2 separate regions of the Homo sapiens genome follow, and region 2 is linked to region 1. Evidence: read pairs that join two places in POLR2A ChIA-PET (ENCODE). Cell type or tissue: GM12878. All regions are shown on one strand. Each heading gives the region's core, and the rest is flanking DNA. Links, peaks and the distances in the headings are about the cores only. Region 1 has its middle 94 kb from the start of LINC02303. Region 2 has its middle 150 kb from the start of LINC02303.

Region 1 (5,391 bases), core at 326-5,325:
GCTTGAATCTTGGCTCTTACATTTGTCCTTATTAAAGTTATTTTACTTTTTGACTCTTATTCATTATCTGTAAAATGTTAATAAGAATTCAATTCTTAATGGGATCATTGTAAAAGTAAGTAAAAAAAATTATGTGTTACACTTAACATAGTGACAAGCACATAGGCAATGAAAGTCATTTTTCTGAAGAATGAACTTTTCAAGAGCTCCTGTTACTTCATTATACTCACTACCAAAAGAGAGAGCTGGGCCTGAGGTTAGCATAGATTGTTTTCAGAGTAGCCTGTGTCTCAAGCCGGTGCTGAGATTACTATACAGGCATGGAACTAATCTGCCAATTTCAGCCTTACATTTTACTTGCATTTCAGGGTCTGTGGAAGGATGAACTGAGGTAATGCATATCTGCAGAGCACTTTTTATAGCCTCTGCGTTGCAGTATGTGGCCACTGCATGCTGAAAGATAGCCAGTGACATCAGGATCATTAATCATGCTTCAGGGATCAGAACCACTCACTTCCTATTCTGGTGCCTCGGTAGTGGCTCTGGACAATGACACGATGATTTGGAAATTCACTGTCTCTCTAATTCTAGGGTTTTGTTTGTAGAAAATTCTACATTGAATCAAGCTATAATAATAGTGAGGTACAGAGTAAAGCCTCCTTTGTATATTCTCTCTCAGTATTCAATCTAGTTGTTCACATGTTATAAAGGGTGACAAATTATTTGAAGAGAGATGAACTGAAAATGAAGGTGTCTTACATGGATGTCATCATCTATTTTTAGCACACTGATATGGTTTGGCTCTGTGTTCCCACCCAAATTTCATCTGGAATTGTAATCTCCATGTGTTGGGGGAGGGATCTGGTGGGAGGTGACTGGATCATGGGGACAATTTCCCCTATGCTGTTCTCATGATAGTAAGTGAGTTCTCATGAGATCTGATGGTTTAAAAGCGGCAGTTTGCCCCATGCTGTTTCCAATACACACAGTGTTTGCAACTAGGAAAATATTTCAATAATATATGAAAGGTTCAAGATATCCTGTGCTTGATAGTAATTGATAAACTATGTGATAACACAAAAATAAGAAGTACATATTTCAAGTTGTGACAACAATTAGAAATATGTCTTCTACATAGCATTATAAATAAAAATAAATCACCTTGCCAAGTTTCATGACCCCATGACTTATTTGTAATACATACTTGAACATGCACATGTCTGATGTATTCCTAGATGTCTGTACATGTATTATAAAGGGCAATGTTTTCCTTGAACAACTGCTGTTTTTAGTGAGATTGTTAGTAGATATTAGTAAATTACACTTGTAGAAAGAACTCTATAGTCAGGAATGTCACATGTGACTGATGAATGTAATAAAAGTAACAGAATTATTATAATGATCACATTTGGTACTAGAAAGAACAGAAAATTTTGTATAGATACAAAATACATAGTCATTGAATGAATAGTTTCTTGGTGGATCAAAGCTTATATATCTTATGGATAATTCCTTAGGTGTGACATGCATCTATTTCATAAGTTGTATAACTTAGTTATATTGTTTTGCATTAATTAGCCTAAGATGTGACATAGATAATAGAAAGGAAATTAAGAAACAAAATTTCCTTTTTTTAATCCAGAAACAATCAGGAACTGTTAAATGGACTAGACTTCTCTTTGATGCCACATAACCAAGCTCTACAGTTCTCTTATTTGACATATTTTAATCCAGGCTTTTTAATCCACTTATCCTCAGTAACAGCCCTCTTCCTTAGACAGTATCTCCAGTCTTTTCTTGCTTTACCTATCCCTACCTTGGACATCTTGATTTTCAGGCCTGTGAACTTAGCCCTGTGTGAAAAGGGTAAAAGGGTCTGAGAACTCCTTAGCATATATTTTTATTACACTTGCATCAATTTATTGTATTACTCTTTGGTTTGGCAATACTCTTGGAATTCATTGAGTAACTCAATGGATATTTGCTGAATTAATTAATGGACAGTGGTTACCTAGGTGAAGAAAGAGAGTCAGGGAAAGGACAAAGGTGTTTCTGTGGCTGAAAAGCAGGAAAAATAACATAGAACAAACCATAACAGCATATTTTTCTGGTGTTCTGAATGAGAATTGGCTGTGGAACAGAGCGGAAGGGATACTACATGGGAAGAACCGAGCCTGGGGATCAGGCCTGGATCACTAAGAGCTGATCAAGATATTTCATCTGTTGTTCTTTCATTTTCATTTCAGAGTGGGAAGTTTGTACTAGGTTGCCTCTAAAGGGCTCTTCCTCATCTGAGCTTTTATAATTCTCCAGATGATTGAATTGATGTTGTTCCTATCCAATTATTGATGACACTATTTTGGTTAAGTTCCTAATACCTTGGGGAAAATGTGTAAAATTCCATGTGTCATGTCATAAATTGAAGAGATATTTAGTCAATTTGATATTAACCTTTAGGGAGCAGTATAATTTCATATAACAGATATTTTTAATTTATCCTGATATAAAATGTCCAAAGAAACTATCCCAAACTAGGTAGAACAAGTAAGTCACTTTACCAGAATCATAAATTCAAAATCAATAAGTGATTAACAGTGTTTACTTTTAAAAGCTATTAGAAGTAGTTGATATTAGAGAGCTAGAAACAAGTATTATAGGATATTTATTTGTATTCAAACTTTTATTAGGAAATTGCTCTAATATTGGTCTTTGTGTTTTAGTATATTTCTAGAGAAGTGAGAGAATCAAGAGGAAATATAGTAATGGACATTTTGACAATGAATTATAAGAGAGTCAATATACTGAGGGTTTAAAAAATTAAGATGAAGATTCATAACTGTTTTCAAGCTATTGAAAGGGAATTGTGAAAAAGATTGTGTCCAATTATCATCTATCTCCACTGGGATTGAAAGACAAGTAGTGGGCTTAATATGAAGCAAGAGAAGAATTCATTTAGAAAGGGAGATTTTTATTTTTGCCCAAATTATGATTAAACATTGTAACAGCTGACTGAGAACTGTTAGGAGCCCTTTGTTTAAAAAAAGTGAAACAGATGAATTTCAGTCTTTGTTCATCTAAGTATGTATTTTCACTTTATGATTATTTGATGATCCTATAAGGACTAACATTTCTCCAGAGTTAAAACCATTAATGGGAGATATATTTGTTGGAAGATTCTCTATTCCCAAAACATTATTTTTCTTTTTTCCTTCAAGATAAAACCCAGCACATATTGTCTGCTTTGATATCTAAACAACTTTACAAGCATTCATGCTTTGAAACAGTATGAGAGGCCAAGCAAAGGACATTTAATGTTTTTTACTTTCCTCTTCCTCTCTGGTCACAGGATAAATGTAAAACTGGTTTGAGTAGCTGCTGTAAAGTCGTGTGGGTAGCTGAATTTCCTGTCAGCACACTTTACAGCCTGCAGATGCCTCTGAGGAGAGACAGGCTTGACTTGTACCACTTTTCAGGTTTGTTTCTTAAACTCGCTTCTGTGAGCTTTTCCAGTGACTCCAGGGAGATGAAGCACCTCCCTACTGCTATATATTAGAGCAAAATTTAGCAGACACTTAAAAGCATTTCACAGTCTCAGAAGAGAAACAAAATAAATTCAAATATTTGGATTTTTGCCAAGGCCTTCAGAGTAAACTCAAAAAGTCTTTCCTTTCCCAGTGGGCACATTCTGAAATTTCTCTTTAGGTTATGCATATTGAATAGAGAGAACCATGGCTCACATCTTTCTAAGTTGAGACAGGAAATTACTGCCCCCTTAGGGTGCTTCCCTGGCATTAACACAGCCCAAGGTTGGAACTGGTTAATAGTTGCATGGTGTGTGTGTGTGTGCATGCACACACGCATATGTGCTCTATCCTTGTAGTAGTCAGAGAGCAGATAGTAACTAAGAAAGAAAGGCAAGAAGATAATAATGAAATATTTGGGAATTAAATGAAAGTCATGGAAAATCTTGGAACCATCATGATTATGAAAGAAAATTCTTGAGATAATTCTATGTCTGCAGTTTGCTTTCCACCTTACAAGTCCCTGGGCAAGTTACTTAATCTCTCCAGTCTCCATTACTTCTATAAACAAGGAATAATAAAAACAACTATCTCACAGAATTGTTATGAGAATTAAATCAGACGATGAATGAAGAATGACAATTACATAATAAGCATTCAATATGTTATTTGTGACTGCTAATGTTGGAAGAAAAAACGTCAAAGAATACCATGATAGACAAAAATCTGTGGCTAAATTACCTGCTTTCACAAGAAATTTGGAACCTCTTAGCCTTCTGTTGATCCTGGGAAACGGCTACTCCCTGGTAGGCTGAATATTACTTTTTGCGGTTACACACTTTGTCTGCTCCCAGAGGGCTCTTGTTCTAGACTTTCTGCTTTAAAGTGCAGCTGGTGCTCCTGTTGGCAGTCTCTTGGGGATGCAAGGGTTTGGCCCAGGGCTTTGGCCCAGTCTTGCCAGATCAAGTGGGGGTAATCTCCTGTCCCCATTTATATGCAGTACTCAGAGGTTTCCAGCTGCTTCCTTGCCATTTACTCCTGGCTTCATCCCTGTGAGGTTGATGGGTAATTAGCATGGATTTTATAGCCACCATAGGAGAGAAAAGGAACTAACCCAGCAAATATGAATTTGGTAGAAAATTTAATTTGATGCTTCCTTCTTAGCAACCCACATACAATGCAAATAATTTTCATCTCCTAACCTGTGGTGGAATTCAAGTTCTTTCTGTTTCAAATAATGGTTTATCCCAAGGGAAGTTTTCCTCATTAACAACAAAAAATACAAAAATTTGTTGGTGATCTATGATGATATTTATTCTATTTCATTTATTTAAATAGTTATAGTTGGAGAGAAGAACAAAAAGTATCAAATCTTGGATTTCTGTATGTCAAGCTACTTTATAGATTCCATCTGACTTTTTGAGAGAGAAAGTTAACAGTGTTCATCGAGCTAACTATATAATTAAATGCTTACCCACTCCTTTCTCTCTCTGGCCTCTCAATTTCTGTGCATTTGCAGAATCTAGATTTTTGATTCATTTGCATTTTGAAGATATAATAATTGTAAACAACATTTCTTGGGCACGCGCTATGTGCCGGGCTCTCTTCTAAGCTCCTGTACGTGTAGACTTGTAGAAGACATTAGGAGAAACAAGAAAAAGTAAATTTTCATGCTTTTGATATTTCTTAGAGTGAAAGCTCTATTTATTTATTTATTTATTTATTTATTTATTTATTTATTTATCCAATGGAGAGATTCAGACCTGTGAATTTACTCCTAGTGAGACCAGAGCACTCCTGGTCTAGATGTTTGTTGACTTTGTTTTTGAAACAGGGCTTATCACATCAGCTAATTATTTTTGTAAGTGCC
Region 2 (5,391 bases), core at 192-5,191, 59 kb after region 1:
AAATGCGTTTGGAGTTTTAAAATCATAAGTCCTGTACTTTATGTTCAGAAAAAATACTAACCCAAATGTTACTTAGACTTGAAGTTGAGAAAGAAAAGTAGCTGAGAGTGTTATTGGACTGAACTGGGATCCATTCACCCAGCACAGCAAAAACAAACATTGGCATCAGGACTGCAGCTAGAAGTGACGCATCTATTGCAAGGCATCAAGCAGTGAGAATCAGGCACCAGGGATGCTTAAGACGCAAATGCTTAAGACTCAAACTCCCTAATGCAGCAGTTCCCAGCTTTCTTAGCACCAGGGACGGGTTTTGCAGAAGACAATTTCTCCACGGACTGAGGAGTGGGGGATGGTTTTGGGATGATTCAAGAACATTATATTTATTGTGCGCTTTATATCTATTATTACTACATTGTCATATATAATGAAATAGTTATACAACTCACCATAATGTAGAATCAGTGGGGGCCCTGAGCTTGTTTTCCTGAAACTAGACGGTCCCATCTGAGGGTGATGGGAGACAGTGACACCTGAAGTGTGTTGCTTATGTCCAGTCTACTCTGTTATCTCATTGTGGTTTCTGTCACTGCAGAAAACTCTGCTTCAAAAAGAAAGAATGTTGGAAATGGAAGCAGGCTTTACAGTGCTTTTGTGGCAATCACAGGATATTCCTCCTTGATGATTAGGATTTGAAGTTGTCTGGAACGTACTTTTAAGGCCACTGTCATTTGTGATCTCAAGCAGTTGATCCTCTTCTGGCACAGGCAAAATCAATTCATCTGGCTTACTCACAAATGGGTCACTGATCCATTCTTTCCCAGTTTGGCAGTCTTTTGTGTTTGGGAAGTAATGTTCAAACTCTTTTGAAAGATGAGATAGGTGATCATGCACCAGCTAGGAGAAAGAAGGCCTTGGCTCAGTCTCTTTCAAAATATCTGCCAATGTTTGAAATTGTCAAATATTCCAATGTTCACTTGTCGCCCCCATAATTCCAGTTTGGCTTTAAACGCAGCCACTTTATCTGCTGACTTGAACACAGCTTTCATTCTCCCCTGAAGTGACAGATTGAGTTCATTCAGCAAGTTGAATATGTGACAGAGGTAAGCAAGTTTTGCAACCCATTCTGTGTCACTGAAATGTGCTGCCAGTGGTTACTGTTTTTCTAAAAATATCTCTGGAGCAGCTCTCATAACTCAAAAACTCTGGCCAGTGATCTACCTTTAGAAAGTCATTTCACATCTGTGTGTAAGAGATGTGTGTGCTCTGTGTCCATCTCCTCACAGAGCTGCGCCAACAGACATGAGTTAAAAGCATATACTTTAATGTTGTTGATAGTTTTAATAGCATCCTGCAAAATGTCATTAAGTTTAGGTGACATTTTTGGGGTAGCTAAGATTTCTCTATGGCAGTCACAGTGCACAGACTCAAATTCAGAAGTGACTTCTTTGATCTGAGTAGTGAAACCAGAAAGCCATCCAGCCATGGCAGCCTCTCTGTTCATGCATATACCAACACAAAATGACCAATACAGTTTTCCTAATATGTAATTATTCAAAGACTTAATAGTTCTGCAGCTGTGGTGTTGTTTGGCAACAAAAGTGCACAGAACATATCCTCATGCACATCCTCCTGAAAAATATATTGCATGAAAACAAACAAGCATTGTTGCCTTGTTGTCAATATCTATAGAATTGTCAACCTGGATTAAATACCACAGTGACTCATTAATTCTCTCTAAAAACTGTGCCTCAATATCCTCTGCTAGTTCATCAATTCATTTAGCTATGGTGCTAGATAAAAGAGGAACATGTGCCACCTTTTGAACTGTAGCCTCTCCTAACGTTTAACCACAAATGTCCTTAGCAGCCGGCAGGATGAACTCTTCACCAATAGGAAAGGATTTCTTAGCTTTAGCAATGCAGTTAGCCACTAGGAATTATGCTTTCAGTGCAGACACATTTGATGAAGTGGTGGTCTTCAATAACTGCTTCTGTTATTTGTGTTCACATTTTTTCTTTTGAAAAACTCCAAAGGCTTGTCTTTTATTGCAGGGTCCTTGGTCTCCATGTGACAAAGCAGTTTTGAAGGTTACAGGGCTTCATTGGATAGCCAGTTGTCACGTATTTTACAAAGTGGCCTTGGAGAATGTGAATCACCTGTTGCAATGAACCCATAATTTAAGTAGGACTTGGTGTTTTCTTTTAAATGCAGCTTTCTTTTTGTTGGCAGTCTTAGAGTCTTCTGCTGTCTCATCATTGGGTGTTTACCCCTTTTCAAAGAAGCTCTCCAGTGATGTTTGGTTCTTACTCATTTTGGCCAGAGTTAGCTTGTGGGAACCAAAACTGTGACTAAGGCAAGTGCACAGTGTGGGAAAGAGGCACAGATGAAAGTGGTAAATAAAATAATGGGTGGACCATGTCGAGACAAAAATGAGTATCAGGTTCTGACTTAAATCCTGCCACCAGATGCAGCTGTGAAATTGAAGTACACCAACTCACTTGCCACTATAAAGCTGCCACGAGATGCAGTTTAAATGCCACTTGCTACTCACTGATAGGGTTTTGATCTGTGTCTCCAAGCAATTGATTTATTATGGTTTCTGTGCAGTTAAAAATCTCTGCTAATGTTAATCTGTATTTGCAGCCACTCCCCAGTGCTGCATCACCACCTTGGGTCCACCTTAGATCATCTGGCATTAGATTCTCATAAGAAGAGTCCAACCTAGATCCCTTGCATTCGCAGTTCACAATATGGTTCGTGCTCCTATGAGAACCTAATGCCACTGCTGATCTGACAGGAGGCAGAGCTCAGGTGGTAATGAAAGTGATGGGCAGTGGTTGTAAGAACAGATGAAACTTTACTAGCTTACCCATCTTTAACCTCCTGTTGTGTGGCTCATTTCTAATGAGCCACAGACCAGTATTAGTCTGTGGTCTGAGGGTTGTGGTCCCTTCCCTAATGGCTCATTGATAAGGGGTTTCAGAGGCAGAGATGTAGAGGTTATAGGCAAAGTCATAATTCAATATATGGCAGCTATAAATTATTTTGAACTAAAAAGGTGGCATATCTTGAAGCAGAAAGGAGACCTACAGATTATAGGTGGAGTCAAAGATTTTCTGATTTTGCTAACCATGGAAAAGATTCGAGTTACTGGTGGCATATCTATACAGATCTGCAGCAACCTCAATTCTTGTCTCCTCAGAAGAAAGAATTTAAGTGAGAGGCATAAGAGAGAAGAAGATACCAAGGCAAGTTTCACAGCAGAAGTGGAAGTTTATTAAAAAGCTTTAGAGTGTAAGGAATAAAAGAAGAAAAGAAGGAAAGTACAGCTTGGAAGATGGCCAAGTGGACAATTTGAGAAACCAAGTGTGCAGCTTGATCTTTTGACTTGGGGTTTTATTACTTCCCTCTCCATTGCTGAGATCTATTTTTTTTTTTTTTTTTGAGATGGAGTCATGGTGTCGCCAGGCTGGAGTGCAGTGGCATGATCTTGGCTCACTGCAACCTCCACCTCCCGGGTTCAAGCAATTCCCCTGCCTCAGCCTCCTGAGTAGCTGGGACTACAGGCATGCACCACCATTCCCGGCTAATTTTTTGTATTTTAGTAGAGACAGGGATTCACCATGTTGGCCAGGATGGTCTCGATCTCCTGACCTCGTGATCTGCCCACCTCAGCCACCCAAAGTGCTGCGATTACAGACATGAGCCACTGCACCCACTCCTGAGATCTTATTGGGAAGCTGCTGATCAGTTACAGGTGTTTTCTATCTATCAGGAGCCCGTCTTTCCCCAGTGCCAGCTGTGACCAATTATTATTTTAGAAAAACAGTTACCAACTGCCTGACCATTGCTTGATGGTCACCCAACACTCATGGTGTGTTGGGGGAAGCCCTCTCCTGCCCTGTTTATATGTCACTAGATAACTACTGTAACAATTTAATACTGGTTCAGAGGCAAAGCTTTGTCTAAATATTTGAGATCAACTGAAAAGAATATTAGTTCTTGCCCAGGGCATGATCTCCTCCAGGCCCCTCAGGAAGAAACAAAGAACAGTGTATTAGTCCATTTTCATGCTGCTGATGAAGACATACCTGAGACTGGGCAATTTACAAAAGAAAGAGGTTTAATTGGACTTACAGATCCACGTGGCTGGGGAAGACTCACAATAATGGCAGAAGGCAAGGGCAAGCAAGTCATGTCTTACATGGATGGCAGCTGGCAAAGAGGATAACTTGTGCAGAGGAACTCCACTTTGTAAAACCCTCAGATCTTGTGAGACTTTTTCACTATCATGAGAACAGCATGGGAAAGACTTGCCCCTATGATTCAACTACCTCCCACTGGGTCTATCCCACAACACATGGGAATTCAAGATGAGATTTTGGTGGGGACACCATCAAACCATATCACTCTACTCCTGGCCCCTCCCAAATCTCATGTTCTCACATTAGAAAACCAATCATGCCTTTCCAACAGTCCCCCAAAGTCTTAACTCGTTCCAGCGTTAACTCAAAAGTCCACACTTCAAAGTCTCATCCGAGACAAGGCAAGTCCCTTCCACCTAGGAGCCTGTAAAATCAAAAGCAGGTTAGTTACTTCCTAGATACAATGAGGTTACAGGCATTGGGTAAACACAGCTATCCTAAATGGGAGAAATTGGGAAAATAAAGGGGCTACATGCCCCATGCAAGTCCAAAATCCAGCAGGGCAGTCAAATCTTAAACTTCCAAAATGATCTTCTCTGACTCCATGTCTCATATTCAGGTCATGCTGGTGCAAATGGTGGGTTCCCATGGCCTTGGAAAGCTCCACACCAGTGGCTTTGCAGGATACAGCCTCCCTTCCAGCTCCTTTCGTGGACTGGCATTGAGTGTCTGAGGTTTTTCCAGGTGCACAGTGCAAGCTGTCAGTGGATCTATCATTCTGGGGTCTAGAGAACGGTGGTCCTCTTCTTACCACTTCTTACCACTAGGTGGTACCCTAGTAGGGACTCTGTGTGAGGGGTCCAACCCTACATTTCGCTTCTGCACTGCTCTAGCAGAGGTTCTCCATGAGAGCCCCACCCCTGTGGTAAACTTCTGCCTGGACATCCAGGCATTTCTATGCATCTTCTGAAATCTAGGTGGAGGTTCCCAAACCCCAATCTTGACTTCTGTGTACTGGAAGCTCAACATCAAGTGGAAGCTGCCAAGGCTTGAGGCTTGCACCATCTGAAGCTACAGCCTGAGCTCTACATTGGCCCCTTTTAGCCATGACTGGAGTAGCTGGGACACAGGGCATCAAGTCCCTAGGCTGCACACAGCATGGGTACCCTTGGCCTAGCCAATGAAACCACTTTTTCCTCTTAGGCCTCCAGGTCTGTGATTAAAGGGGCTGACATGAAGACCTATG

What was found. Peaks named below come from ENCODE experiments on the same cell type or tissue, not always from the same donor. Only the 100,000 strongest peaks of a DNase experiment are listed, where the experiment ranks them.
Region 2: POLR2A ChIA-PET joins it to region 1 with 5 read pairs; 2 of 35 experiments call an interaction of 5 or more read pairs at or near these places.

What each region holds. Positions count from the first base shown.
Region 1 is chr14:45,806,905-45,812,295 of GRCh38, forward strand. No RefSeq gene overlaps it. Among named protein-coding and RNA genes, the nearest start is that of LINC02303, 94 kb to the left of the region's middle. RefSeq lists an enhancer at 4,172-4,801. In GM12878, for the core only: a CTCF peak has its summit at 3,767; DNase peaks (open chromatin) are centred at 3,427 and 3,697; H3K27ac peaks cover 489 bases.
Region 2 is chr14:45,866,224-45,871,614 of GRCh38, forward strand. No RefSeq gene overlaps it. Among named protein-coding and RNA genes, the nearest start is that of LINC02303, 150 kb to the left of the region's middle. RefSeq lists an enhancer at 2,143-2,422. In GM12878, for the core only: no CTCF peak of the experiment used is centred there; DNase peaks (open chromatin) are centred at 1,308, 2,348 and 2,808; H3K4me3 peaks cover 1,815 bases; H3K27ac peaks cover 3,535 bases.